2 separate regions of the Mus musculus genome follow, and region 2 is linked to region 1. A link is a loop called in an ENCODE intact Hi-C map of the cell type or tissue named here. Cell type or tissue: left cerebral cortex. All regions are shown on one strand. Each heading gives the region's core, and the rest is flanking DNA. Links, peaks and the distances in the headings are about the cores only.

Region 1 (2,915 bases), core at 124-2,623:
ATCTCTGATTATCTGCTATTCCAACTCAAGACTCTTGGGCTCAGCGGGATATTGAAAACCGAGGGCCTAGAAATCTACTCAGTTCCGGTACATCGAGTTTTGCGTCAAAGAGAAGACTTCAGCACCGAGGACAGCGCCTGTCGTTAGGGGCTTTCCAGGGTGTTCACTGCAGGTGCGGGGCCAACCTCCTGCCTCGCCCCAGGCTGGGCCCCACCTTCTTTTCTCTTTGCAATAAGAACTGTTTATTTTTGCCTGATGGGGATTGTAGGGTGAAGCGTCTCGCCCACTCCTTTCTTCCCCTCCTAAGAATTTGGACGGACGACAACTGTCCTTGGCATTTGGATATTTGGCTCTTCAGAAACAGTATTTGGAACCTATTTTTTATTTGGGGTTTTCATTCTTTTTAATCTTTATACTCCCAGAAAGGGGATGCTTAGGAGAATGGGGGTGGCAAAAAGACATCCTCTCCAGGGACTCGAACCGGTGGTGAGGGGTGGCCCGGAAAGGTGTGGTGTCCGGCCAGCTGTTTCGTTTGTATTTTGATTTAAGAATTAACGCTTTGAAGACATGGGAAAACAAAGCTCTAAGGCACAAATGGGCGGAGAAATACCCACGGCTGTGTTCTTTCTCCCTCCTCCGGGGCGTTGGGGGTGGCCCGCCGCTTGCTCTCTTATTCTGTCTACCAAGGACAAAGTTCCCTAGGTCAACAGTAACAAAGAGGGACAAACATACTACGTCCACTGTGCCCTTTTCCTGGGACATTTCAAAATACTTAGAACGTGTTCGGGGGGGCCCTGGGTTTTTTGAAAAAGAAAAAAAAATCTGGTGGGAGGAGCGTTAGGCGTGGAAGAGGCGCCCCAACCGGCTTCCGGGACTTCCCCCTTTTTGCTTAAAATATTTTTCGGTCAAGGTGAGTAGATAAGAAATGTCAACTGATTTTTGACGCACTTCGCCTTATTAGCTTCCAGGAATAGTAATTTAGAACCGTGAATTCTAGTTCATTTTAGCTGGGTCATAAAGGTTTTATCTAAAGTATTTACATTATGATTTTTTAAAGAAAGACTAAGAAAGGAAAAGGAAAGATGGCAGTGCTCGCCTTTAAATGGTTCTTTCAGGAGGAGGAGGAGTAGAGAAGCGTTTTAAGTCAGACTGCAGGTACTTTCGCTGTGTGTCCATACTCCGAGTTTTTCTGGTTTTCTTTGGAGGGCCCTAATACACACCCTATCCTAATAGAGAGCAGGCTGGAAAGGGTTAAAAGGGTGCGGGGGGGGGGCGCGGGGGGGGGGGAACAGAGCTCTAGAGAGGATTCTGGAAATTGCAGTAATTTCTCGTGCAGACCTGTTTTCTTCAAAAAATGTCATATGGCCGTTTCTTTTTGATAGTCCGAAGCTGAAATCGAACATAAATCGAGCAAACAAGCAGTACTGGGGAATTTGTATTATTTGTGTAAATCTAGAAACGCCCAGTTCTCGTCACCCCAAGCAGGCACACAGTGACCAGCAGGGGGCGATAGATTACAATTCCTGAGAACAACAGCCCCAAACAGCTGGTCTTCAAGGGAGCCTGGCAAGCTGTCTCCATTTCCCATGCATCCCCTGCCATTTTTTTTTTTTTTAAAAACAAAGCAGAATCTCTTTAAACGCTGAGAAATGCCCCAGATGTGACCTAAAACACCTAGAGTAGTGTGTCCCTTTGATGAAAGAGGACAGGCAGCGTGGCATCCGCTTCTTTTCCTCACCACTGTATCCTAAAGCTGAACTTAAGGAATCCTTTGATTGTAAGCTAGAAACAGCCTCACTGTAAAGCAGATAGTACAGACCTGAATACCGATGGGAAAGAGGATTTTTATTGGAACCCGAGTTGGTGAAAGAGTGCAAGACAGGAGACTAAAGTAATAGTTCATTTCTTTTTCTGATTAAAATACTAGGCATAATTCCTATTTCCAGACTCATTGTGTCTGGGACTATTTACGCGAAGGTTCTGAAGTGTTGTAACTTAGTCATGGAGAATCTGGTTATTTAAACTTGCGGGGTCAGGCGTGGCTCCTTCCCAGGCATTGACCAGTGCTCAGGGGGAGAGGGAACCTTAACGGGAGGGAGGGTTTGTTCTAACTGCTGAAGTTGTCAGTCCATTTTTTGTGAAGGGCTTATATTTAACAGCTCACTTGGCTTATGATGAGCATACTGTAGGTTTTCCTAACACAGTAAGGGGGGATCCACTGTAGTTCAGTTGGAAGACCAAAATCCTGTTTTCTTTTGACCAGGTTAGCCAGGGATCTTTAGATCCATTTAAACTGAAGTTTTTGAAGCCCGCATATATAAAGATTAAATAAGAATCATTATTTTCTTACTGGGACTTGATTCAACTTTACAGCTCGGAACCAAGCCCCAGAGTGGGAGGAAACTTCAAAGTTCTTCACCTCTCTACCCTTCCCTTGGTGTTGGGTTTAGCCATGGAATTTGCTTTGGACATTGGTACAAACCTGACCTTCAGACTCATGAGTGGTGTGCTATGCCCATCAGTATTACAGTTACAGCTGACAGCTTTAGTTTTTTACATCAAGAGGGTTAAAGAGAGCCAAGATGGAATTTAGAGCATGTGGCCTGGGTTGAGATAGAAAGGGTGTTTGGCTGGAGGCTAAGCATCATTGATGTTTCTTGAAGAAAATGTTAATTTCATGGCAAAATCTTTGTCAACACATTTTAATGTTTTTGCATTTTAAAATGACTAAAGCTAAGCTGTCCGCATTCCGGTGGATGGCCCTTACCCCCAAGAGCAGATGGCAGTACTAAGTGCTTTCAGTGGATCCAAAAGAGCACAGGAAATTAGGAAGGAAAAAGTGGTCTTGGGGGCATTGGAGGAGTTGGAGAGAAGAGGATGGGGAGGGGGACTTAATCAAAATGAATTATATTCAT
Region 2 (2,915 bases), core at 188-2,687, 520 kb after region 1:
CAGCCCAGGTTTCTCTTGAGAATACAAACTCACCTCCAGGAATTCATATCCAACATTCATCATTTATGTCCAAAGCCAGAATCCAAGCCAGCTATCTTCATGGCCCTGTCTGTCGTGACTAAGGGCATCCCTGGGTTTCGTTCAGCTTGGGTCTTTCTTGAAATCATATTTCTGAGTTAAGAGTCTATTTGGAAACAGAACTCAGGCAGTGATTCTAACAGAGATATTCATATTCCTTACTAAGCCCTGGGTGTCTGAACAACAAATGGGGAATTCTAAGGCATCCACTGCAAAAGACAGCCTCCGCCTAGCACTGGGTGAACCAAAGACTGGGGGGTTGTTTTACTTATCACAGGGTCCTGTTCTGTAACAAGGGCACTAGGTGCCCCATACTGGCCTTGAATTTGTGGTCAGTCCTCCTGGCTCAGTAATCCCAAGTACTGGGATTACTGGCACAATCCTCTAGACCTTGCTAATTTATTATTATTATTATTATCATCATCATCATTATTATTGTTATTATTATTATTTCTGATATTCTTAAGGTAGGTACCACAGAGCTTTACCTAACCTCTGAGAAGAGCTACAGCCAGCAAGTGCTAGCCCTTTAGGGACCCTTTGAGGCAGGTTCTAGAAGTATAGAGAAAGCTGGAACTTGCAGCCAGTAGTATGGCTGACATTATTTCATTAGCACACTTTGTTAACATATATTATGTTATGATATATGTTATATATTATGGAGCCTATTCATATCCCATGTTGCCATAGTAATCATGACCATAATATTATCCATCTTGATCCTTAGTGGAACCAGTCAACTTCCTCTTCCTATGTCTGTTCCATTTTCCCAGGACCTGAAGTTCCTCTGGTCCCCATCCTCTGGTTGCTGCTCTGTTTCCTGTGTGGTCCGTGTTTCCTCTCTTCCCATCTTTTCTGTAAAGCTCTTCTATCGGGTTCATCCTAAGCCCAAACTAGCGCTCACTGTGCATGGAGAAGAGTCCAGGGAACAGAGGACATCGCCATCACTGTTAATCTTGCCCACCAACTTGGTTAGATTGAGAAGCACCATGTTTTTGTCTATGAGTGGTCTCTGAGTGTTTTTTTTTTTTTAAGATGAATTTACCCTGGATGTGGACAGCGCCATCTGGTGGTCGGGTCCTGGATAGACTAAAAGGAGGGAACCAGCCAGTGGCCGGTCCCCCTCCTTCACAACTACCGTGGTGTGAGCAAGCTCTTGACTCTGCCGCAGTGCTATGCTGTGGTGAACAGAGACCTCTGAGACTGTCAGGCTCTACAAATCCTTCTCAAGTTGCTTCTACCAGGCATGCGGTCACAGCAACAAAAAGTCCAGCATAGCAGTAAGTCAAAACAAACCCAGAAGCAAGCTAGCAACCTGGAATTTGGATCAAAGGCTTCAAATTCTACTTCTAGAGCCCTCATTTTAATTTGAAAAGTAGCAGATTCATCCATCCAGCCATTTGTTAGTAACCTGCATGAATTCCAGGTGACAGCTCAGTCCTTGTGGTTCTGAATCATTTCTGCATGAATCATATTGATGCTATTTTCAAACACCTGTACAAAATCCCAAATTATACCTCTGAAAACAGGAAATATAATTTGCATCGAGAATAGACTGATTTAAACCCAAACACACCTGTGCTCCAGCTGAACCTTGTCCCCTGAGTCATGTTAGGTGAATGCGTTTTCATGGACTTGCAAGATTAATCATTGAAACTTTTTTTTTTAATTTCACTTCTATGAAGCAAAAAGTTTTCTGAACAAATATATTCCAATTTCCACGACAAAGCAAACTGACTATAACATCTAGTCTAGGAACTCAGAGTCACCAAAAAAAAAAAATATTGAGAACTGGTCCCATCTAGAAAAGACTTCAGGCTACAGGGATCATTTAACGCTATACTAAATGGGCCCAGAATTCAGTTTGGAGTTCTTAGGACCATTGCAATCATCATTTCAATTAGTCTCTTCACCTGCCAGTAGTTCCTGCCTGTCTACTTGCCTTCTCTCTTACATATCTGAGAGTTTAGACACTTTTAGAGCTTCCTGTGAAACTAGTGTGCATGACTTCTGGGTGTAGTGGGATAAGATGTAGCTGTCCAGGTGCGTTTCTGACAATGTGCCTGTGGTGAGTGACACAGGCCAACTCTTGTCCCAACCAATGTGGCTTCTTGGATGCTTTACTGTTCTTGCTTTGCTTTTCTTCATCTGGTTTCTGTGATCTGGTGTCTCTCATCATGTTCTACATCAATTAGGCTGGTGGCTTCTCTCTCTCTCTCTCTCTCTCTCTCTCTCTCTCTCTCTCTCTCTCTCTCCCCCTCCTAGAGTTAGTTCTATGTGCTTCACTCCTTCATCAAACATCACTTGAATGCATACAATATCAGTCACTTATGTCAATTAACTTAGGAAAATCTTCCTGGGTAGCAGGAGGCAGAAAAGCCCTAGGACACGGACACGGACACACACACACACACACACACCTCATTCTTACAAAAAAAATTATGGAACATGAGGCCTCTCCCCAGCCCAGAGAAAACCCTGCCCCACAGGCTTAGTTTGGAGTGGACCCATTGTCTTACAAGGGGAGTGCCAGCTGCCAGACCCCACAATCCTCAACCCTGAATAAGCGTCTCAAAAAGCGAGTCTCTCTTCCTCTTCCTTCTCTTCCTGAAGCCCCCATATTTCTCTACACCAGGAGAAACTCCCTTGCACAACATTCAGCACCATCTTGGGGAGTATTATCACTGGGTGAGTGAGATTCCAACCATTTAATTCCTTAAACAGCAGAAATCCCAACTGTTCCCAGGAGCCTGAGCACTGAGTCAGAAAGAGCCCTGCTGCTTCAGTCTTTTCCTGGCCCCTGACATAGAACTGCCAAGACACTGGGTTCCCCAGCA

What was found. Peaks named below come from ENCODE experiments on the same cell type or tissue, not always from the same donor. Only the 100,000 strongest peaks of a DNase experiment are listed, where the experiment ranks them.
Region 2: a loop joins it to region 1, with 2.4 times the contacts of the local background. A loop is called at or near these places in 5 of 42 quality-filtered maps.

What each region holds. Positions count from the first base shown.
Region 1 is chr2:70,556,921-70,559,835 of GRCm38, reverse strand. All of the region lies in intron 1 of Gad1os (glutamate decarboxylase 1, opposite strand), which reads left to right. Among named protein-coding and RNA genes, the nearest start is that of Gad1, 3.8 kb to the left of the region's middle. In left cerebral cortex, for the core only: a CTCF peak has its summit at 1,498 (motif pointing right); DNase peaks (open chromatin) are centred at 256 and 1,510.
Region 2 is chr2:70,035,658-70,038,572 of GRCm38, reverse strand. No RefSeq gene overlaps it. Among named protein-coding and RNA genes, the nearest start is that of Myo3b, 2.0 kb to the left of the region's middle. In left cerebral cortex, for the core only: a CTCF peak has its summit at 1,160 (motif pointing left); no DNase peak of the experiment used is centred there.